3 separate regions of the Mus musculus genome follow, and regions 1 and 3 are each linked to region 2. The links are chromatin loops, found by intact Hi-C in ENCODE. Cell type or tissue: heart. All regions are shown on one strand.

Region 1 (8,000 bases), 210 kb after region 2:
GTGTGTGAGTGAGTGAGTCTGTGAGTGAGTGTGTGTGTATGTGTGTATGAGTGTGTGTGTGAGTGAGTGTGTGTATGTGTATGTGTGTGTGTAGTGTGTGTGTGTGTGTGTGTGTGTGTGTGTGTGTGTGGAATGGGTTTATTTGGGGCTATGTATAGGAGGATGGATAAAGACATATTTACAAAAGTACTGTATCTTTCTTACCAGGGCTTACACCACTGAGAAAAATGTCTGTCTTCCACTCAACAACTGTCAATTGCCCAGAGTTCCTCCGGAAGGGTTGGGGGTCTCATGTGCGCTCACATAGTATGGGTGTCCACAAATCACAGTGCAACCTCCAAATGCCCAGAAACACAGATGCTAAAGCAGCGGTTCTCAACCTGTGGGTCACGCCCCCCTCCGAGGTTCATGCATCAGATAGCCTGCTTATCAGATTTACATTATGATCCATAACAGTAGCAAAGTTACAGTTATGAAGTAGAAAGAAGGTTGTAAGGTTGAGAACCTTCCTAAGGAGATCTATGGATAGAGACCTATGGATAGAGGTCTCTACTTAGAGAATAAGCAGAACATTATAGGGTAGAGACCAGCCAACTGATCCAGTAAGATTTCCTGGTGGAAGAGAGTCTCAGTGCTGATGTAGGTGCCCCTGACTACATTGCACTGTTGTTGAGAAGAGCTCGCGGGCCTGCAGAGGCGGCTCACTGGTTAAGGGCACTTGCTGCTCTTGGTTCCCATCACCCACGTGGTAGTTGGACAATCATCTCTAACCCCAGTGCAGTGGATCTGATGCCATCTTCTGGACTGAACAGATACTGTGCACACATGGTACACAGACATGCACGTAAGCAAAACACCCATACACGTGAAAGAAAAGTAGAGCTTTCTAAAAAGAGAACGCCTACGGACGGACAATCTTCTGATGGCGGTCACTATGTCTCAAGACACAATGCCTAGATGAAAATGACAGCATTGGCACCCGTCCAACACTAGTGTCTCTTTATTAACAGGCAAATAGTTTGACGTTCCCTTGAAGGGCTGGGGGGTGGCTGAAGTGTGTTGTGGCTACATAGTGTGTATAAGGCTCTGGGCTCAACCTCAACCACACACAAATGAGCAAAGCAGAACTCAGCTCAGTACCTCTGAGCAAGTTCAGTTGGGCAGGGTTGCTTGAACTCAGTCCCAACTTAGGTTTGTTTGCCTTTTAACAAGTAATATATATTATAAACAGCTGTGTTTTTCATGAACTCTCTGCAACTTGAGGTTTAGAAAGGCCCAATCCTTTCCACTAAACACCTAAGACTCTTGAAGAGTGGATAAGTTAGAACCTACATAGCATCCCAATCGCTGGAGATCCAGCAGTGGTAAAGAGACTGAGATATCCTTCTGCCCGCTCAGCCATTCCTCACTCTGGGGTCCTGCTTGGGACACCCTCCTCCCACTCCTTCACCCTCATCATGTCATGGGTCCTAACCGCCTCGGAGATGCCAGCTGTTGCCTCACAGTTGGAGACAACAGCTTCAGACATGAAAGACTCAGCCCCCTAGCCTGTCACTCTGCGTTTCCTTTAAGCAGTGTACAGACAAAGAAAACAGAAGCCCCCGGTGTTTTCCTTTGTAAAGCTTCTCCTTTCCTTCGACTTAGCTATTCTTTTTTTTTTCTTTTTGCCTATGAACTTGAATCAACTTGCTTTTAACTTTAAGTGTCTATGCCGGAGAGGGATTAAGTGACCACGTCCATTGGGCAGTAGTACAACAACCAACAGCGAGACAGTCTGCTGAAGAGCTCTAGAACCTTTCCTCAAAATTTTACTAGGGAGAACAGAACCCAATTTTCCATGGAGACACGTCCATTGGGCAGTAGTACAACAACCAACAGCGAGACAGTCTGCTGAAGAGCTCTAGAACCTTTCCTCAAAATTTTACTAGGGAGAACAGAACCCAATTTTCCATGGAGACACGTCCATTGGGCAGTAGTACAACAACCAACAGCGAGACAGTCTGCTGAAGAGCTCTAGAACCTTTCCTCAAAATTTTACTAGGGAGAACAGAACCCAATTTTCCATGGAGAATACCTGGCTTGACAATCGACAGGAATGTTTCCAGTTAGTAATGGAGTTAAGTACCCGTTTGTGCAGTGAAGAGAGGGAGAGAGGGAGGGAGGAATAGAGAAAGAGAGAGAGAGAGAGAGAGAGAGACAGAGACAGAGAGAGAGACAGAGAGACAGAGAGACAGAGAGAGAGAGAGATGGCTCAGCCGCTAAGAGGTTAAGAGCACTGGCTGCTCTTCCAGAGGACCTGGGTTCAATTCCCAGCACCTACGTAGCAGCCGACACCTGTCTGTAACTCCAGATCTAGGGCTTCTGAGATCCTCACATTGACATAGATGCAGGCAAAATACAGTGAACATAAAGTAAAAATAAATTATATGTTAAAAAAGAAAACAACAGGATCAGGCTCTGCCACACCATATTTATTTAGGTATAGGAACCCCTGAAGCTCTCTGTGTGTGCTTCTCTGTTTTCATATCAAATGCGGGTACTGACAGGTTCCGAGTGTCTGGTGCTAGATGATCTTTTTCTTAAAGATGGCGAACGCTGGAGCTAGAAAGATGGCTCAGTGGCTAAGAGCACCAACTACTTGCTTATCCAGAAGACCCGGGTTCAATTCCCAGAACCCACTAGGTAGCAAGTGTCTGAAACTCAGGTTACAGGGTGTCCTCCAGTGCTGTATGCATGTGGTATACGGAAATACATGCAAATAAAACACCCATACACATAAAGTAAAAATAAACAATCCTCAGGACTTTAGATTAAAAACAAACGGTGAGCATGAATCCCAGGTGTTTGTGGTACACGCCTATAATCCCAGCACTGGGGTGGCAGGGGAGAGCACATCTCTCAGAGTTACAGGCCAGTCAAGGCTACATAGCAAGATCTGCCTCCAAGCAAACAAAATCAAGTAAATGCAAAAATAGCGAGCCTGATCATTAATCCAGGATTTCTTATCAATCAATTGACCAATGCATCTTCGAACACTCCCTTATAAGCCAAGACAATCCCAGGTCTTAGAAATATCCCTTGGGCATCTATAATGTTTCAGGCTTCCTGTGTGGGGCTGTAGAGACCATGCAGGAGTTTGCAGGAATCTGCCCATGGGTTTCAGAGATTGGGAGGAAATGTACTGGCCCCCTGCTGTCAGAGAGAATGGAATGAGAGACTCCTGTCAGCCGGGTGGGGCTGTTTCAGAGCCTGGGGAGAGACTTCCTCAGACTCGTCTTACGCCATAAACAGTTCAAGGCAGTCTGGCTCCAACAGGCCATAAACCATAGTGTCTACAGTGAGCGAGCGTGCCAAGGTAGAAAGGAAAGCCGACCGACTACCTGTGTATTCTTAATCCTTTAAACCCCAAGAACACGGAACCATTTACTGGCATGGACACCCCATAAAAGAAGCTGAAAGGGTGGGGACGTGAAAATGCTTTGGTTAAATTAAGTTTTGATGGCTAAAATGACTTTAAAATACTTTTGCTTGTAGCAAACATTTTGTGTCGAGAGATGGTCTTCTTCAGGGGGAGTAGATATGCGTGGGTTACAGGGACGTGTTACAGGTGACTTAGATGGCTTGCTTTTCATCATTGCCCGAGTTGGGTTTGTAACTGCCTTCTGGACACAGGCGAAGTGCCAGAGTCACACCAGTAATTCCATTAACACATTAATCAAGGACTTAGAAGATGCTAGTTTTTACAGGGTAGATTAATTATTTTTCTTGGCTTAATATATATATTAATATATAAATATATTATATATTATTATATATAATATATACATTATATAACACACACACACACACATATATATATATATATATATATATATATATATATATATATGGGGGAAAGAGTCTTTTGATTTTTCAAAGATGGTGGTATCCTTTGGGGGGAAAAGAGTTCAATACAGTGTGGAAATGAAATCATAAGATTTCCTGATGGGAGAAAGGAAAGGAGGTGACAGGTACAAGTTTCTGCCTTCTGCCTTCTCTGACTCTTACGGTTCAAAAAGCCTTCCAGAACCTGGTCAGACCCTACAGGACGTGCCCACTTGCAGATCTGGCTGTGTTCCACCTAAGATCCGTGGTGGCAGAGGAGGCCTTTGAAACACAGCAGCTCCCGAAGCCTGGGGAATCACATGATCATAGAACTCGAGGGCTGGAGCCGGGGTTTGCTGCCTTGGCAGTACTGATAGCTTGGGTTGGTAGCTCTCGGTTGTAGTACCCTCAGTATGGATGCGCATCTCCTCCATATCCCAGCTCTGCTAGGTTCCAACAGCCCAAGTCCAGACATTGCCAAACGCTGTCCCTAGTGTTTGAGCACCTCGGTGCTAGAGGACCCATAAGAATTACCTGTTCTCATTGAGAAGTACTGAGTTGAGCATATTTCCTCCAAAGCATGGCAGGTACTTAAGTCAGTTCCACTTTCTACCTGAGCAGGGGAATTGAATTTCCCAAGTCGTTGGCTGTCCTGCCAGGATCTCCTAGAATTTTATGAATGAAGACTTGTGGCCTCACAGGTGGACCCAAGTGAAAACCAGGAAATCTCAACATGGCAAATATGTCGTTCTTAAAGACATAGTGTTATAGGCATTGACGACTCTATGTACACGACAGCAACAGGAAACTGTGAATCCTGAAGCCAAAATTAAAACGTGTTAACTAAGTTGTACCAACAGACTGGGTGGTTGTGTTCATTCTCTCCCTGCTAGCTTCCCTTGGTGAGAATCTAGCACACTTCTTTCCTTCTTTCTCTCTCTTTCTTCCCCTCAATTCTCGGGTAGGGTGTCAAGAAGCCCAGGCTGCCCTTGGACTCCTTATCTGTCTAAGGATGACCTAGAACATCTGCTTTTCCTGCCTTCAACTCCCTAGGGCTGGGATTGCAGGATTATGAAAAGCAGTGCCCAGGACCAAACAGCTTTGTGCGCGGTAGGCGAGCACTTAGCACAGAGCTACACTCCCCAGCCTGAGCCAGACATGTCTGTTCTGTGAGAACATCCAGTGTGCTTCTCAGTCAGGTTTGAAAGCATCTCTCTGCAGGCGTGGCTTTATTTGCTAAGCAGTGATGGATGCTAGGAAAGCAATTGTGAGTAGTGTCCTCTCCCCCAGCACATGATACAAGAAGGCATCACGAGAAAACCTGAACCTGTCCTGGGCAGATCGACTTTTGATGCAAGTTGATAGAATTCTCCAACTTCCAGGGCCAATCGACTAAACTTTGAACCGGTGGCTGTGTATTACACGTGCAGAAATTGTATTGATGAGATTTTAAATGCCTTCCTCTCCTTTCTCATTTTATAAAGTGACATCATTTAGCCAGAATCAAGAATGCCGTAAAAAGTACTAACAATCCAGCTTGTTTCTACTGCTTAGGGGTGTGTGTGTGTGTGTGTGTGTGTGTGTGTGTGTGTGTGTGTGTGTGTGTGTGTGTTTGGTGGGTGTAGCTTTGTTTTTCTTTTTTTTTTTCTTTTTCCCGCCACAAAAATAACAGAAGGAAAGCTGCTACTGTAATCAGCAGCAGCTGAAGGCATTTCCTGCGTTTTTATATCAAGCTGGGTTTTTTTTTTTCCATTACATACCCAGTGAACTCCAGTTAGGTCAAATTGGAGAAAAACAGGACCAACTATGCCTCCAAACCCACAAATATGCCTACTTAGCTCTGCTAATTTTATCATGTTTACTGTGGAGTTTTGAGCCAGAGACAGGAAAACCTCGGGGTGCTACTTGGTCTCCTAGGAGATCGGATCCCGGTACTTCCTCCTCCATCCTGATCCTCCTCATTGCCAGCACCCTAAGGTAGAGTGTTTGCTCTATCTGCAGGTTACTCGAAGGGGAGGGGCTTGGATCAAGTCCTACTTGAGGAGAGGGTCCCAGGTTCCTGGGCTCCTGGGCCAGTGACCAGGCTGGGTCCTAACCTTGTTTTAATGCCTAGCTACCTCCCTAAGAAGGGCAAGGTGTTCTTCCCTGTGCCATCCTTCCATGTCCAGCTTTAGCTAAGGCCACCTTTTTTGGTTTTTCTTCAGAGCCTCCTATTAGGAAGCTCTGAAGCCAGCTTCAAGTGTAGGAACCATGGAGTACTATCTCATTTACCCCTGGCTTTTGTTATTTCAAAGCTTTCCAGAAACCAGTATTGACTCTATATGATGCAAAACAAAAAACAAACAAACAAAACAAAACAAAAAAAAAAACAAAAACCTTGTCAGGTTTCTTCTTTAAAAAAAATATTTATCTGGGGGCTAGAGATATGACTCCATGGTTAAGAGCAGGTACCACTCTATCAGAGGACCAGAGAGGACCAGAATTTAGATATCAGCACCAGCATAGGGTGTCTCATAAACTTAGGTAACTCTAGCTCTCAGGGATCTGATGCCTTCTTCTGACCTCTGTGAGCATGTATATACACACACAAACATACACACATAAATATACATACAAATACACTCAAATATAATACACACACACACACACACACACATACATGCATAGAGAGAAAGAGGGGGGAGGGGTTGGAGCTGAAGCGATGGTTCCAGAGTTAAGCTTGAATCGTTATCTTTCAGAATACTCTTGGTTCCCAGCACCCAGGTCAGAACTCTAGTTCTCAGGGTTCTTTACAGACCACTGCATTCACAGGTACATACCTCTCATACACATAATTAAATCTTTAAAAACTGTTTATTTGCATATGTGTGTGTGTGGGGGGGGATGTTTGCATGGATGCATCAGGCCACCACAGGGAGCTTGTGATGGTCAGAGGACAACCTGCAGGAGTTGCTCTCCTTCCTCCACCATGCGTTCTGAGGATCACACTTCCTCCGACTGGGTCTCAGACAGCATTGCCTTTGCTGAGTATCTCTGGGATCGGTCTCTGCATTTTTATAGGAAGTTCAGTGTGGTTTTCCCACAGCTGCCAGGAGCTAGTCTGTCTTCCAAACCTTCTTTGCCAATTTGGTCAGCTTTGGTCAGTTTCTTTCTCCACCTTGACCCACAATCACCCACATATGCATTCTCCTCGGTGGGTGGATTTCTCTAGATTCCTCTGAGCCATGCTTGCCTTCATCATGGGAACAAGTGCTTTATCTCCTTAAAGGACGGCACCACAGAGGCGCGTCTACCTGTGCTGACTGCGTAAAGCCGTCCTCTCACTTAATCCTGTGAGATTCCCTGGCTCCAATCAGTTATTCTTCAATTCTCCATGCCTCTTACTAGCATTTTTTTTTCCTGCGTGTTCTCATTAATCCCTGTGCCCTGTGTTGTTCAGCATCACAGTCTCCCAGACCAATAGAGCTGGCATTGACCTCAGAGGGAGTGGACCCCAGCTGGGAATAGTTTTACAAGATCAAGAATTAGAAACGCTTTTTTGTCCTTCTGCGGTTACTTCAGGTCATGCTATTTTCCAAATACAGGTGGATGGACATTCAAGCCCAAATCTGGCATCCTTGCCAGCACCGGTACAGCCAACAAGCTCCTACGTGTAGCCTGACTCCGTGTCAAGGCATTTGAAAGGATAACAATGGCTTGCGTGTTTCTCCCAAGCATTCTTCCTTCAGTAGTCACCGTAACCACAAGTTGGGCACTGCTGCTATCCAAGCTTTTACATTTTATTTTAATTTAATGACTTACCTTATGTGCATGAGGGTTTGGCCTGCAGGTATGGCTGTGTACCACGTGTGTGCGTGGTGTTGGTGGGGGACAGAACTGGGCATCAGATCCCCCGGAGCTAGAATTATATACAGTTGGTTGTGAGCTGTCTTGTGACTGTTGGAAACTGATGCTGGTCCTCAGAATGCAGCAAGTGCTCTTAACCTCGGAAGCATCTCTCCACCCCTAGCCTAGTTTTTAAGTGAGAACTTGGGGTGCCACAAGGAAGGCCATGTAGCTGTGTGTTGAGGTCCCCTGGGTGTGTCTACCTCACAGCTGTGTGCCCCACTGCCTGGTTGTGGTTGGGCCTTCCCAGA
Region 2 (8,000 bases):
TCTGAAAATCTCCACATTCCCGTCATAGCTGCTCTTCAGTGGTAATCCTAAGGGCCATGCCTCTTGACACGGACCTGAGACACAGGGCAAGCCTGAACCTTTCCCTCGCCAGCCGAATAGGGTTAGAAGTGGTGACATGCCTATTTCAGGGCTAGGGCCTAGGATGGTCTGTAGGCTTCTGCAGCTGCACTTTACAGGGGAGAAGGAAGATGCATGGCCTGAGCTGTCATACAAGATGGTTGCTCTGGAGTCTTCATATGAAGAAGGCTACCGGGAGGCTCCATAGACTGAGAGCTGTGGTCACTGTCCCAGCAGCACACCAGGTGAGCCATCTTAATCACTTCAACCTAGTTTAGCCCCTGATGGCTGCAATCCAGCTGATGTCACATTGAGCTAGAGACCTGCCCACAGAATCCCCAGAAATGTGGGAGATTGCTTAAGCCTGTGTGTTGGGTGGCTTGATACACGACAAAAGGCACCTGTAGCTCCCATAAATAATCAGGCATAGATGAAGCTATTGGTTTGGGTGGTGTCGCTTGGCGGAGATGATTGATCTCAGGTGATGATGAAATGTCCTAGAGATGGCACCCTGACCTCGTAGTGTGACATCAGGCATCATGGATGGGCCATTAGGAGCTATTCTATGTGCTGGGCCTCATCTCAACAGCTGCATACTCACCCAGAAGCTAGTCCAACTGTATCTATGGAACATAATCCATTTGGGCTATTTGTGCAGGCTTTGGGGGTCATGAGAAGAATGCAAACAAAGAAGAACACTTTACCGTTTTTGAGAGTCAGGTTCTCACGGATCTCCTCATGGTCGCAAGGATGAGTGAAGTCAAAGATGCTGTGTCCTGTTAGTTCTACCTGTTTCAAAAGCAAGGCCAGATGCTGTTACTCCTAGTGATGAAGTCATTCGGACTCCAAGAGGAAGCTAGGATAATGTCTGCATTCAGAGACAGGCAGGGGGATGAACTGAGTGGTTATCAATAGTCTCCAGTCAATATTGGGTCTATGGACTTACAGACGTATCAGAGCAATGTTGATGGCAACAAGGGCTTGATTTATACTTTTGCCAAGTTAATCTAGCTAGAAGAGACCTGTCAGGGCAGCCACAAGGAATGTCAAGCCCCATGACATTGGGAAGTCCTAAGGACTGTCATCATCATATGGGAATGCATAAGGAAAAGTCAAGTAAGACTATGCCTAGGACCCCCCGTTAGTGTCTATCCCCAAATAAAGACATGTTTTTCCTACTGAACGAGGCAGAGGGTGTCACCTGAGTAAGTCCCATGAACTTGCTGATGTTTTCCGACAGAAAGATCATGTCACCGTCTTGGGTCACCACAGCAATGAAACCCTCCAAGGCTTTCAGGTACAAGTTATCCATTTGCTGGTCGGCCTCAGCTTCAGATTCATTTTCAGAGCAGACTGGAGAGAGAGGGGAATGAACAACAGGGGCACGAGTGTTAAAACAGACATGACCGAGGGGACAGGCATGGCTCCAGGGCACAGGGAAAGGCACACTACCAACCATCTAACATTTGCCACATGCCTGGTGGAACACCCAGGCCACATTGACAATGACTGTGGGACAGCGTGGTTTCTGTGGTAGCAGAATTTGCTGTACCAATAGGAAGGCTGGGGGTAGAGGCTACAGATAGAATGCTAGACCTCGCAGCAGCAGCAGCAGTTATTTTAGCTGCTAACGTAAGTGGAACATCAACCACAGACAGACCCAGCATTAAACACTCTACATTGGCTTTTCAATAACGCACAAGGCATGTACCATTTGCAGTCTCATTTTATAGTGCAAGACTTCTGAGTCAAGCCATTTTTCCAAAGGCTATGATGTCTAGAATGTTAGGAAGCCCCAGGAGCTAAGTGCAGGGCCACGTTCAACCACCTCACAAGCTTCGGAGTCAAATGTTGTATCTATTCCTACATCTGCTTCCCACTTGCTTATGACTTTGGGTAACGATTGAACGCTGGAGTCCTCCACCAGCAAACCAGGATAGCGATTCCCATCTTCATGAATTGTAAGGTTAAGTAAATTAACTGCTTAAAGTGATATCAACGACTACAAGCTCTACCTCATCTGCTCCCTCCTCTAAGACACCATTACTATCTCAAATCAGAGCCAAGGTGGCGAGTTCGTGGCTCACAACCTCACAAAGCTAAATAAGCCCTCACGCACATTACCATGGGGTACCAAAGAAGGGGTACAGAGAGCACAAGCTCCAGCAGTCAGAGGAGAGATGACTCTAAAAAAGAAGACATAGGATGGAGAGGAAACATGAAATATCTCCCACACTCATGGATTGGCAGGATTAAGATAGTGAGAATGGCCATCTTGCCGAAAGCATTCTACAGATTCAACACAATCCCCAGCAAAATTCCAGCTCCATTCTTCATAGAGTTAGAAAGAGCAATTTGCTAATTCACCTGGAATGTGAGTTCACATGAGTATGGAAAGAGAGGTCTGTCAGGCAACTGGACAGGATTGGGCCACCACTGCAGGACACACAGACAGCCTTCCTCCCAGGACAGACAAGAGGCCAGCTAGAGGCAGAAGATCCATGGCCCAATATCAGAGACTGGGACAATAAGGGAGCCCAGTGTCCCAAAGCTTCTCTTCCAGTCAAGGGGCAGAGAGGTGGCTTCTCAGAGCACCACTTTGGGGACATAAGTCCGGGGATAGATAGCACATAGAATAGTCGAAAGAGAATGGAACTTAGAGGCACAAAGCCGTGAGGGACAAGAGGCAGACACTAGGGGGCGTTGTGGGGGAACTCTACCCCCAACCATGCACTCTGTGTGTCCTGGACTACCAAGTCCACCTCTGCAATCTAAGCTCAGCTCTTGTTCCGGCTCCTGGCTGTTATCCTCAGACCACAGGCTATGCCCTCTTCTTGTTCATTATTTAATGTCAAATATGTGTGTGCTTTAGAAATCTGGATTTAACCAGGTGTGTTAGAGCAGGTCTTTAATCCCAGCTATCAGGAGGCAGAGGCAGGTAGATCTCTGTGAATTCCAGGCCATCTTGGTCTACATAGTGAGTTCAAGTCTAGCCAAGGCTGAGTGGGTGGGCCAGGACCTCTGGCGGGCCCAGGACTGCTATGCAACTTGCGGGATTTGTGCAAAGTAAAATAAAAACGTGGAACCCTCTGCTGAAAATTTAAGCTGAGCTCAGAGCCCAAGACCTGGCTAGTACGAGGAGGCCGCACCCCACCCAGGGTGGTGCTGGAAGGTTCTACCTCCTCCCAGGCTTCCTTCCTAATTCAGGGAAGCTGAAAAAGTGCCTTTTCTTCCTTTAACAACAACAACAACATCAACAAAAAGTGTTCAGAGGGTGTCAAAGCTGTCGCTCCAGAGACCACGTGCTGAAGACTATCCCCCACGTCAGGAAAACCAGCCAGTCTGGGCAAAGGGTGCCTGACCCCGGAAACATGCCCGGAGAAGGTTTCAGCTGCATTTGGGTTATAGGGCGAGGTGGCTACTTTCTCCAGACAGACAGAGGCTAGTGCTGAGGCCTACTGAGAATTTATTTTCACTTCAGCTTCTTTGATCTCAGTGGCAACACTGACTTCAAAATCTGGAGTAATCCCAAGACAACCTATCGGGGTTAACTAGACCCAGAGAAAATAGTTCTGCTTAAAGTTTCCTGTTTTTAACAGGCCCGGCACAGCCAAGCGGCCTTTCCGAACTGTCCAGCACGCTTACTTCCAGGAGGTGGCGAAATTGGCTACAGTGGCAGGTGGACTGCCCTTTAGAGAGGAGGGAGAAGGGTGTCTGGGGCCACAGACATGGAACATCTTGAGACTGAAGTCACAATGGCCAATAGCACCCTCCCCCACCCCTTCCCTGCGACCCTAGAGCAGCCCAGCTTGGGTGTGGCCCCTTCCTTCAGTGGAACTATTTGCTCTTTTAGCACCTGCTTGTCCTCCTGGGAGTCTCTGAAGGAACTTGGCTAGGTCACTCCCAGCCAAGAGGGAGGCAGACATCCCCCTGCTGCACCCAGAGCCCTGAGCCTCCTGTCACAATTCTGCTAAAAACTGCTATGCCTGGCGGCTGCGCACACCAGACCTCCCTCCCTCCCTGCAGTTACTAAGGCTTTTCCTCCATGGCTTCCCTGGCTCACAGCACTCATTACACACTCAGTCCTGTCTCAGGGAGAGCTGGGGATACTGCAAGGAAGGGTGCAATTCAGGAACCAACAAACTGCCAGGAAGACATCTGTCGAAGAGCCTAAGCCCCTCCTGGGGATGCTGATAACAACGGAGAGCAAACCATTGGTACAAAATAAAGTAGGTGCTTGCTAAGGAACTGGGCTGGGTGGTCTAAATAGCTCAGGTTCTACATCCTGGCCATTTGCTTCCCAGAATCTGTCAGGGTTCGAATCTCAAAGAACTGGTATAGACGAACTGTCTCCTTTGAGAAGGACCACGAAATTCTTTAATGCTAAAAATAGCCCCAGTAAACAGGCTTTGATGGCTCCCACCGCCAGGATATGTGCCGCTGAGAAGGCTGTGGAGGGCCTTTTCCGGAGCACTGCTCATTTCCTTTAGGCAGCACCGCCCATGTTGGGTGGCACACCAGTATGGTAGAGCCACTTGCCTTGTGTGAACTAGCAGGTGGCAGAGCAGGTGGCTTCTAACTGGGTCTTTGAGGCCTGGCTGTGCCAGCCGTAAGGCTGCTGCTTTCTTACTTCACCCGGATGATCCTTCTAGATGTTTCCATCTTCAAGAAACTCCTTGTTCCTAACAAGCTCCGATACAGGTTTCCTACTTCCCTGGTGCTTGCTACTTAGTTATCTCCGCAGGGTCTTTCCTTTCAAAGGCTGTGCACGCGTCTTCCGGGCATACTGACGGCAAACATAAAGAGTGTGGGCCACTTACTGTGCCTTATGCCGCACTGTGAGCAGGCTGGGGCTATCTCACACTTTCTGCAGAGTGATAGATCTCAGCTGGCCTTGCTGCTGCTCTCCTGGTGTGCCCCACAAGTCCAGCATTGGAGATTTTTATTTTGTTCTTTTCACACCTGCTCCCCCACCCTTGCTTGCTGCGCTAGCCTTCATAAAATGCTATGGGGCGCTACAGTCAGTGACTGTCGCTGACTGGCCAGACTCTTTGCTTTAAGAGAATGCTATAAGCAAGGTTAGACTTTCTTGAAGGGACCGCTGGCTGCTCTCAGCCAGTAACATCCTGGCATGAATCATCTTACTGGCCTCCTTCCAAACAGGACAGAAAAGGCCTTGATTTTGAGTATAGGTGGGGCCGGGGGAGGTGGGACAGTAAAACAATTGGGCTGAAAACCAGGGAAAACAGGTCTTACCACAAGGCATAGGAGGGCACAGAAATCACATCTGCTGCTGTAATTCTGTCCCCTTTGTCCCACTTTTCCTGAGAAGTCATGGTGAAAGCTTTAAAACCATGTCCTGGATTTTAATGTCTCAGGGATCGGAGAATCATATCCTGAGCAGACTGTGTGACTTCACTAGGCAAATGCCAGGAATAAAACATAAACAAATTCAAATCAAAATAATCAAAAATAAACTTGACATTTATGTCTAGAAACCTGGCTTTGTGCTGATCTCCAACTCTGCAGTAATGAGAATTTGATTTTTTTACATATGAGTCTGGGAAGCCTCAAATCAGAATTGGGGCGAATGCACATTCTATACATTTACTGCGGTCTAAAGCTCTTGGGACGCAGAAGCGACTCCACTTCAGCCCCAGAGCGCAGGGTTCATCTGGATTTAAGACAATCAAGTGATATTTCCACCCATGTTCCCGCCACAGTGTGTTCTGTCCTCCTGGGCCAGTGTGGAAGCAAGTATCGTAAAGCTATTGTTTCGGTTTGTTTCCTGTGATATGAATCTCAACTGTGGCCCGACTCAGCCTGGAGTTCTCAGCGCGGAGGCTTCCTCCCCAACATTCCCACACACTGCAGCCTACTGTGAAAATCAAAGGAAGTGTGCTGCTAAGTAAAGAAGAAACTGGCCCTAACGCTAAGCCTGGTATTTTTTAGGCGTTTGAACTCTGAGGTATACAAAACTCCACTTGCCTAAGTAATGAGTCTGTAGTTTGTTTTGAGTTGGGAAAGTATATGTTGTAACACTGTAACACGTAACTGCTAAAAGGTGGGTCCAAAGACATTAGAGTTCGCTCTGATTTTTCTCTTACATCGTTTCTTTTGTTAGACTTACTTCAAAGCTATAACTTGTACAACAGGCTAGACTTTCATATCATCCAACAATGTTTCATGGACTCTGCGGTCCAATGAGATAGAGCTGTGTACAATGTTTCTGAGAGAGATGGCAGCAACACCAATAAGCAAAGTGCAGGAGGATATCTGCTCAAAGATCCTCTAAACTTTTTGTCACATAAAACAAACAAACAAACAAACAAACAAAAAACCCACAGCACTTGCGAGGCAGAGACAGGCAGATTTCTGAGTTCGAGGCCAGCCTGGTCTACAGAGTGAGTTCCAGGACAGCCAGGGCTATACAGAGAAACCCTGTCTCAAAAAACAAACAACAAACAAACAAACAAACAAACACAACCCCCAAACCAACTAACCAACAAAAACAAAACATAAAGACCTATGGTTCAGGGTTGAAACGATGGCTTAGCAGGTAAAAAGGCCTTCTATTCAGACCTGACAACTTGGTTGGAACCCTATCCATGGTGGGGAGGGAGAATCAACTCCCAAAAGTTGTCCTTTCCTCCCCTCCACAAACACATGCATATAATAGGTGAAAATTTAAAACAATGAGCCACTTGGGTGGCTAAGTGCATAAGAGCACTGGCTGCCCAGGCATGAAGATGTGAGTTCGAGTCCTCGGCATTGACAGGTTGGCTGTGTGTGCCCGGAACCCCAATGTTGACCTGCACAGTCAGGATCCTGTGAGTTTGCCAGCCAGCCAACCTAGCTAAAATCGTGAGCTTCGAGTCGAGCGAGAGGTCCTGTCTAAAAGAAGGGAGGTTGAAGTCTTTAAGCAAGACTTCGACGCTCTTCCCTAACCTCTCCAGAGCACGCATGCACACACTAAAACAAAGGGTGGGTGGGGAGGAAAAGGCTCATTTTACATTCCATTTCTGGAAATAACCAGTCCCGAGAGTGCCTGGTAGGAGCCTGGAGAAATGGCAGAGAAGGAGAACTAAGCCACATCTCCTTCCGTGGCTGGACTCAGGAGCACTTCTTTAAGGTCACCAGGACCAGATGACCAAAACTTGTTTATCAATCTCTAACTTTTCTTTCTTCAGGCCTGGGAGCCCCATAGCTGACGCGCCAAGGGTTCTGGTCTGTCCGTGCTTATGCTGTCTAGAGAGTAGGCAGTCCTTGTTCTCAAGGCTCAGAGCTCCTGAGATGTCTGCTCCGTGTGGTGTCTGCTCTTGTATCTGTGGCTTTGTGTAGTACGTGGAGTGCGGGAGGGGTTGCACCAGGACACATGAGGGCAGATAAGCTCGGAAGATCCAACCCTAGCCAAGCCCTCTGCAAATCAACCTCGACCCATCGAGGAAGACACACAGGCTTCTGTGTGGGCGAGCACAGACAATGTGTCCCTGCTACGGCAGCAAGACACAGCTCTCAGAACCTCCTGGCCACCCACTGCTCCTGGCTAGTCCTGGTCAGGCTCTAGCTGCTTCACTTGGACATTGGCTCCCTGCCCCTTATCTACATTTCTTTTTTTTTTTTTTTTTTTTTTTTTTTTTTTTTGCCTGACAGGCTTTGCAAAATCCTACAAATCACCGAACTGTCGTCCTCATTTCTCCAAGAGGACAATCCTCTGTAAAATGAAGGCATGCATGGGGCATGGGTGAGACACCTCCGAGTCTGCCTTTTTATTTAGCAGTCCAGGCTTTACAAGTCCTTAGCCTGAGCTTCCCTCAACCATTTTCACCGTCTAAATCTGAGTAATTGCTGTTGCCCTGCTGTGTGTGCAGCGGCTCCGCCCTTGCTTTCTCCACTCTCTGCTCATTTCTGTAACAGCACGG
Region 3 (8,000 bases), 270 kb after region 2:
CAGAGGCTCACTACACAGTGCACAGCAGTCACTCGGCACCGATTCCAGTACAGTTTGATGATATAACCCTCCCTTTCGCTCGTGTGTGATGTTGGATGAAACCGGGACTTCACTCACGCTACATCCACGTCTTATAACACTGCTCCATGCCCTGCCAGCATGGGGGTATTAAGGACCAACTGGGAATTTATCTTTTGAAAGAAATCTATTGCTTGAATGATACATTTTTAAGATACTTTAAGAGTCTGCATTCTTGAGTACTTCAGTAACATCCAACTATTTTGCAAGCAAGGTAATTAAAAATTACTCATCTTTTTATTATTTTTAATCTCATCTACCTGGAAGCAGTTTATAGCAGTTCTAACTCCTGACCATGTATAGAAGCAACACCGCTTCTTTGAATGCATCCACAGAACCGGAGTCAGCCAACAGCAGTTGTCCTTTGTCATGTATCTCTGTTTGGATGAGATAAAACAGTGCCAACTTGGTCAAAATACCAAAAGCACGGACTGAAACAAATATCCGCAAGCACTTCCCTCTAACCCTGAGACAGACCTCGCCGCAGAACTAACTATTCCACCCCATCAATGAAGCCTGCGATGCGGTTCCCACGGACTTCTAACCAGAGGTCAGCCAGTGACAACAGTTGCCTGCCGCTTACCAGCACAGACAGAAACTTCTGCCGTGCTGTGGTCATCTGGAAGGGAAATTTATGAGAGGCAGAGACAGATGGGTCCGTAAACTGCACCCCGCACAGCGGCGATAACTTATTTTCACAATTCATTTGAACACAATGTAACGGGTAATATGAGGTGGCCGGATGAGCGTAAGTCTGGAGTTCTGAGCTGAAGCTGATGGCCTCCTGGCCTCTTTCCCTGGTAACTGCAAAATCCAAATGCCAAAAGGCTTTGACCAGTTCTATCCTTCCTTATCTATTTGAGGAGCAAGGGAGGGAGGGGAAGAAGGTGAATCTCACATATGTGGCTCCCAGCCCCTAGGGCCTGGAGGTGACTGCAGCTAAGCAGGCATCCCCATGGGTGTGTTGGGGAAACAGATCCAGCGAGACAAAGAGAAGGAAGTCACAAAGGTTTCCGCTTCCCCAATGTTACAGGTTTTATCTCATCATTCAGCAGCCTGGAAGTCTCTCCCCTCTTATGTACCCCCTTCTATGTCAGGGCCTGCCACCTTATTCTCTCCCAGAGAAGGACCGAGGTCCACTTGAAGGCTGGATCTCCATCTCCTCGCCCTTTAGAACGCTACACAATAGCAGAACCTGGAGGAACACTGGACTTTTGCAGATGGGCAGACAAGAAGGAAGGCATACTCTTAAAAGGAAGGGCAGTCCTAAAAGGCACACTCAGGGCTACCAGCTCCAACTGCATTAGGCAAGAGCAAGCAAGCTTTTCAGAAGACGGTATGGCCAGCTAAAGAGCCATTCAGTATGCTCCTGGGATCAGGAATGGAACTTACAATGTCTATGATTACTTATGGACTGGAAATACAATACAGCTATTTTATGGCAACTTTCCTGTTGGAAATAGTTTAATTTCTCTTATCTTTCTTGCTTGCCTTCACCAATGTTTCTGATGCTTCAAGGGCTGGAGAGATGGCTCAGGGATTAAGAGCACTTGTTGCTCTTCTAGAGGGCCTCAGTTTAGTTCCCAACATCAATATCTACACCTGCATCTGCATCTACATCTACATCTTCATCCGCATCTACATCTACATCCGCATCCACATCTACATCTATGAGAGGAAACTCCCTGCTGCCCTGTCTTTAACCCAGCTCCAGGAAATCTGATGCTCTCTTCTGGCCTCCAAAGGCCACACACACACACACACACACACAGAGAGAGAGAGAGAGAGAGAGAGAGGGGGGGGAGGGGGGAGGAGGAGGGGGAGGGGGAGGGGGAGGGGGAGGGGGAGGGGGAGAGGGAGAGGGAGAGGGAGAGGGAGAGGGAGAGGGAGAGGGAGAGGGAGAGGGAGAGGGAGAGGGAGAGGGAGAGGGAGAGAAACTGGAAACTCCAGGAGGCCAGAGGCATTATCTTGTCTTTGTGTGCTCATTAATAAAAGGGGGAGAGAAAGTGGGGTGGCACAGACCTTTAATTCCAGCATCTCCGAGCTAGAGACCGAGATGAGTTCCTGGCCAGCCAGGCTACATAGTGAGTGAGACTCTTGTCTCAAAAACACTCCACAAGACAAGATCTTGACCTTGAAGATAAAGACCCAACAGAAGTATCTAATTCTGGAGTGGGCAAAGCAAAGGGATTCTGCTGACATCTGAAAAGCCGTTTCTCGGAAGTGTAGTTACAGTTTCAGCACGCATGCCCTGAAGTGCGTGGTCCCCGCACGCAGATGGCCTTCCCGCCTTCTGATGGACAGAATTAGGTAAAGCTTTCACTAGCTGGGCGATGCTCACCCTCCAACCCAGGAGCCTAAGAGGACAGGAGAGGTGACTGCGTGCTGTTCGGGGAGTCTCAGAAAGTGGTCGCCTAAGTGACACCTACTTCCCCCCTTGTTGGGAAATAAGGAATTTCAAAAGAATGTGAGAAAACAAGACAGACTAAACTATTGTTTTGGACTAAGGTTCTCAGTGGACTTTCAGAGATAACCACTTCCATATGACCAAAGCATACTAGATAGACAGCATTCTTTTAAGGTGCAGGGTTCAAACAGCCATCTCTCCCATTTTTCTTTCTTAATAGACACCTTTAAAAATTAGGGGGGGGGGGGAGTGTGTGGCAGTGTGGATAGAATCCAGGCTTGGCCACACCACCCGAGCCTCTCCGGTGGCCCCACAGACAGAGCTCACTGGTTATTGCTTAATTCTGTATCGTTCAGGACTATATCACCACTACTGATTGCCATTTAAAAAAAAAACCTATTGAATAGGAACAATTTGAAGAATCGCTATCATAAAACATCAAGTCCCAGCTCTGAAATCGGGCAGAATTTAGATAAAAAATTTGGAAAGGTCAAGAATGTCTAAGGGTCACATAGATTCAAGCATGATCTTGCAAGTTTGGAAAGTAGGTCACCGTCCCCCTCCTTCATATTCTGGTTGCAAATGACGTGTACCGCTGAAGGTCTCAGTAGCAACAGCAATGGCTCCGCCCAGCCCTTATCCCCCATACTCATGGGTAATGGCAATGTCCACAGCCTGGGCCATGACAGAGACACGTGCGAGGATGAAGGAGAGCATTGTGTCACACTAAGGATCCCACAGAAAGAACCTGGCTTGGTGGATCACAAGAGCAACAGAGCCAGAAGAGGCACTAAAGGGACGGCTGGTGCTTAGCAGCCCTTGTAGCTACTGCAGGGGGCTTGGGATCATATCCCAGAACCCACAAGGTGACTCACAAGCATCTGTAACCACTCCATTTCCAGGGAATCCCACACCCTATTCTGACCTCTGCAGGGACCATACATACATGTAGAGCACAGTCATACATGCAGGCAAAACACTCATACACACAACATAAATAAACAAATCTTTTAAAAAGGTACATGAAGTGGGGGGAGAGGGCGCGTCAGGGTGCTTGTGGGGTGACACGTTGTTTACATTTATGATATGAACAGTAAATAAATAAAAGATAGTCTACTAAAACTGTAAATAGAGTGCTGCCTTCTAAAATACTTTCTGTTATCAGTATTAGGCCAGCGCAACATTTTCTAGTTCCCACTGTATGAACTGTCACCAAAACCAGACCATAGGTATCCTAAAAAAATGTTTCCCTAATTCTTCTATCTAATCTAGAAAAGCGATAGCATTCAGTCAGGCTCTGCATCGGGTGTGGGCTGCCGTAACCAGAGCCCCTGGGGCTGGGTTTAAACCCTTTGTTTGCTAGAACTGCCCCTCCGTCATCACCAAATACCTCTTATTAAAGAAAGTATCAGCAGAAGGAAATCTGATTAACTGGTGACTACCAAAGAGTACGGAGTACGGAGGAATGCATCGCTGCGATATAGGCAGCTTCAGTTATCAAAGGAATGAGGCTGAGTCTCTCAGGGAAGTTAATGATTTCCATAGACACTAAAATGTCATTAGCCAGTGGAGAATCTGAGGACCCACGCCTGGGACAGGTATTCACAGAGGAAGGGAAATTCTGTGAAGTCATTACAAATGTATCTCCCGCCCTCTCCCCGGGTTCCTATCGTGAGTTTGATAGGAAAGCGCTGCTCCCGTTCCTACCGAACAGGAATCACCCAGAAGAAAACAGTGAGACCTCAATCGGACCAAACACTTGACAAATTCTTTCTTGTCAGTTTTCAAGATGGTCAGAGTAGCACGGTAGCTGGGCTCTCTATCCTGGGAGCGCGGTTTACTTCTATTTAAAATAAAAACAAACAAACTCGGCCTGTTTCATAGAGCTCCAAACAGCTCTGTCCCCACCGGGTGGGGTTTAGAGCGCAGCTGCAGACACTGTAGTCTGCTTATGAGCTCAGAAATTATTTCAGCGTCTTCGTTTCAAACAGACAAAAGTAGGACCAGACAGGGCAAGCTTCTACGGCTCTGCTTTTTGAGAGCTAGTCCTACTCTTATTTTTCTTCCTGTCTAACTTTAGAATTTTGTATATGAAAGGAAATATTTGCCAATACTGGAAACCAGAAGCTTCAGAGTGTATCCTTCTAGAACGGCACCCGTTTGGTCACCTCGCTCAGTTAAACTATTTTAGGTCTCCAGTCTCCTCTTCCTGCCTGGATGAGTCACAAAGACCCACTTGCCTTGCTAACTACTCTCGCCACCTAGTGGCTGAAATGGTTAACTGCAAGATACTTGGTAAGGTCTGTAGGGAGAAAATTGTTCGCTTTTCTCCATTGGGCATTTTTTTGTTTTGTTTTGTTTTTTGTTTTGTTTGTTTGTTTGTTTTGCTTTTTCGAGACAGGGTTTATCTATGTAGCCTTGGCTGTCCTGGAACTCACTTTGTAGACCAGCCTGGCCTTGAACTCAGAAATCTGCCTGCCTGTACCTCCCAAGTGCTGGGATTAAAGGCGTGAGCCACCACTGCCCGGCCCCTTTAGCCATTCTTAATGTGAATGCTAAGAATCTATCTAGTAAGATGGAGAAACTGCTTGAATATCTATGCATTTTGTTTAAGTGCATAACATGTACATTAATCCTTCAATTTAGTGAAAAGGATACAGGAAATGAAAGGACCTATGGTCAGGAGTGGGAGGGGAAATGCAATCTGCCAGTAAGGAGAGCATTGCTGTGGGTCTCAGAGAACCCCAGGCAGCATCCTTTCCGGCTTTCCCGTTTACTGCTTAGTCCTCAGTTTGTGTCCTGTTTCTAATTCCCAAGCACAGCTTTAGCAATCTAGCGGGACGCTCATGACACACGGCCCGTGGCTTGCAGGAAGAGACTGACTGGATGGAGCAAGCCCATCCATGTGCCAGGAAGACCCACAGGGAGACCACAGCACACTCCCTGGCTCTCAGCCCTGCCTTCCATCTTGTCTTCAGCAGGAGCCTTCGTCTAGCTGGCTCGACTCACGTCCCCAGCCCTCAACAGCACTGTACTCCTAGCAAGGAGTATTTAACTGAAGAGTGAATGGGGGCAAGGTGCCAACAGGACACTCAGGACTGCCAGCCCTGTGCTGAGGTGACCAGGTGGCAGCCCCGATTAGGTGCCAAGGAGGCACTGAAATTTTCTCTAGCATGCATTTTTTTCTTTGTCATTCTGGGTATCAGACCCCGGTGTTCAGGCATGCTGGACAGGTGCTGTCCCATTGAGCTACCCCCCCCCCCCATCCTCAGAGCTAAGCCCAGGCCCCTGTCCACACTAAGCACAGGCTCCAGTACTGAGCTCCACTCCAGCCCGTCTACAGGAACCATTTTAAGGAAGGACTCAGTTTCCATAAACTGACTGAAAGGGCCTCTCTGGGACACTGGGCTAACCACAACATTGGCCAGGGAGGAATCAGAGACAATAAAACAAACTAATTTTTCAAAAACAAAAAACAAAAAAACCAAACAAACAACAACAAAACAAACAAACAAACAAAAAAACAGAATGAAGAGCAAACCATTACAGAAACAAACAAGCAGACCTTCTGTCTGACTGTAAGACTGACAGGTTCATCCGTGAATCCTTGGGTCCCGGGGATGAACACCAGGTAGACACCAGTGAGAGGGTAGAGGGACCCTGGTGAGCCCAAGGTCTTCTGGCTCTGAATCCTCTGCCACAGTGGCCTTCAGGGACCTGGGAGGCAAAGCCATCTTTGTGTGCCTAGCATGAGAGGGCACCACTGATCATAGTGGCTTTCCTGTCTCCCTCCAAAAGTCTCTCAGTCACAGTGACTGTGTGGTCACCTGGGCCATGGTGACTCTGAGACCCACTTCAAGCCTCATCTACAGTGGGTGTCATGACGTATTTGTGAGCAGCAATGATATTCCAGTATAGCAGGCTCCTGGGCTGTTCACACAAAGCTCATGAAGAGGCCAGCCTGTGTGACTTCACACATCATGACTGGAGCAGGAGGGCCTACACTGGTTATCCATTTTGTTAACTTCAGTTCTAAGGGGACTGGAAATACATTTCTGTAATAAACCACTATGTCCTTCAGAGAAAATATATGTTGGACCAAATGGCCCTTCTCTCAACTTCCAATAGTGAATAATTCTGAGCCCAAGAAATGTTCTCATATTCATTAATAAAATATAGAATATGCTGGTGGTTGGGGTGGTGGCACATGCATTTAATCCCAGCACTCAGGAGGCAGAGCAGGGAAATCTCTTGTCAGTTTGAAGCCAGTCTGGTCTACAAAGCAAGTTCCAGACCACTAAGGGTTATATAGTGAAACTCTGTCTCAAAACAAAAGCAAACAAAGAAATGAACGGAACACAGAGTGACTACCATTCAGTTTATTCACTCCGAATGTTTGCTCCCTTTAGATGGTAAGGTTGCAAATGTCCAACCCTGAGCGGAAAGCGATAAGGAGACCTCGTATATTAACCAGACGCACCGTCACCGGCATTCTGAACATTCAACAACTCTTGCTTGTTTGCTTCAAAAATAATTCAGATGCTGCCTTAAGCAGGCAGGTACGAGAGGCAGGCCGGTGGCCCAGGCCAGACACAAGTGCTTGAGAATGCCACAAGGGACAGGCGTAAGGGCAAACAGTCAAGGGCGAACTGCCTCTCGGATTGGCTTATCTCTGCAAAGACCCCATGAGTGAGGGCTGGCCTCCTCCAATCCCGGGGACCTTAAAGATGTATTCTTTTCAACCAGGCAGTGGGACGCTCTGTGCTGTATTGGCTAAGCCATGTTGCTGTTTAAACAAGGTACACGGAGAGGCTCATCCCTGAGTGACGTAAGAGGCTCCTGCTGAGGCAGAAGATTCTTCTGGCCAAAAGGAAACCAAGTGCAGATACATGGAGAGCACACTTTTATTTGAGCTTATCGTTTTAAGTGGTTGCAGGGTTATTCGGTGTGACCTAACCCACGGAGTTAGGGACATCTAGAAGGACAGACGGATTCCATTGCTATAGCGAGCAGTCTTTCTGAACATCTTTACTAGATGTTTTCATCTGTAACCATCCCTCCCCCTCCCCCTGCCCCCTAATGCCTCTTGTCTCCAAGTTGGATTTCTGGGAATTAAAATCCCCACTGCCTGGCAGCTTTGGCCGAACTCTGGTTTGAGCAAACAATGACCTGGATTGGCAACTCCTTCCACCCTTGCCCAGCGAGTGCCAGGGTCGAGAGCTGGATGGGTTGTGAGGCCACCGGGTGCATTGTGTAATCGGCCATGGCCACTACATCCTAGACACTTGTGTCCTCCCAGGAGAGAAGAAGCAGAAGCTACCCCGCCCCCCGCCAGCTTTGTCTACAGCTCTGTGATTGATTCCCTAAGGCTTCCTCTAGATCAGTGAGCCAAGCAGCAGTTCATCAGATCTTTTCCCACTTCAAACCGAGAAAATAGTCCTAGGTTGGGTCAGAATCTACATGTTGCCTCTCCTGACGTTGCTGTCTGGGGCTCTTCTCCCTCATCTGCATCACA

The links. Peaks named below come from ENCODE experiments on the same cell type or tissue, not always from the same donor. Only the 100,000 strongest peaks of a DNase experiment are listed, where the experiment ranks them.
Region 1: it touches region 2 in a loop (2.3-fold over the local background); 4 of 42 quality-filtered maps call a loop at or near these places.
Region 3: it touches region 2 in a loop (6-fold over the local background); 26 of 42 quality-filtered maps call a loop at or near these places.

What each region holds. Positions count from the first base shown.
Region 1 is chr17:86,591,003-86,599,002 of GRCm38, reverse strand. All of the region lies in intron 11 of Prkce (protein kinase C, epsilon), which reads right to left. Among named protein-coding and RNA genes, the nearest start is that of Gm52297, 75 kb to the left of the region's middle. In heart, CTCF peaks have their summits at 802 (motif pointing left) and 3,193; a DNase peak (open chromatin) is centred at 5,812.
Region 2 is chr17:86,798,624-86,806,623 of GRCm38, reverse strand. Epas1 (endothelial PAS domain protein 1) reads right to left here. Exons shown (of 16, transcript NM_010137.3): 3 at 1,280-1,431; 4 at 783-867. Among named protein-coding and RNA genes, the nearest start is that of Epas1, 49 kb to the right of the region's middle. In heart, CTCF peaks have their summits at 2,778 (motif pointing right), 3,723 (motif pointing right) and 4,494; DNase peaks (open chromatin) are centred at 3,303, 3,873, 4,553, 5,873 and 2 weaker places; H3K27ac peaks cover 3,817 bases.
Region 3 is chr17:86,532,742-86,540,741 of GRCm38, reverse strand. The region is part of intron 10 of Prkce (protein kinase C, epsilon); the gene reads right to left. Among named protein-coding and RNA genes, the nearest start is that of Gm30284, 92 kb to the right of the region's middle. In heart, a CTCF peak has its summit at 4,749 (motif pointing left); DNase peaks (open chromatin) are centred at 621, 4,451 and 4,711; H3K4me3 peaks cover 1,221 bases; H3K27ac peaks cover 3,407 bases.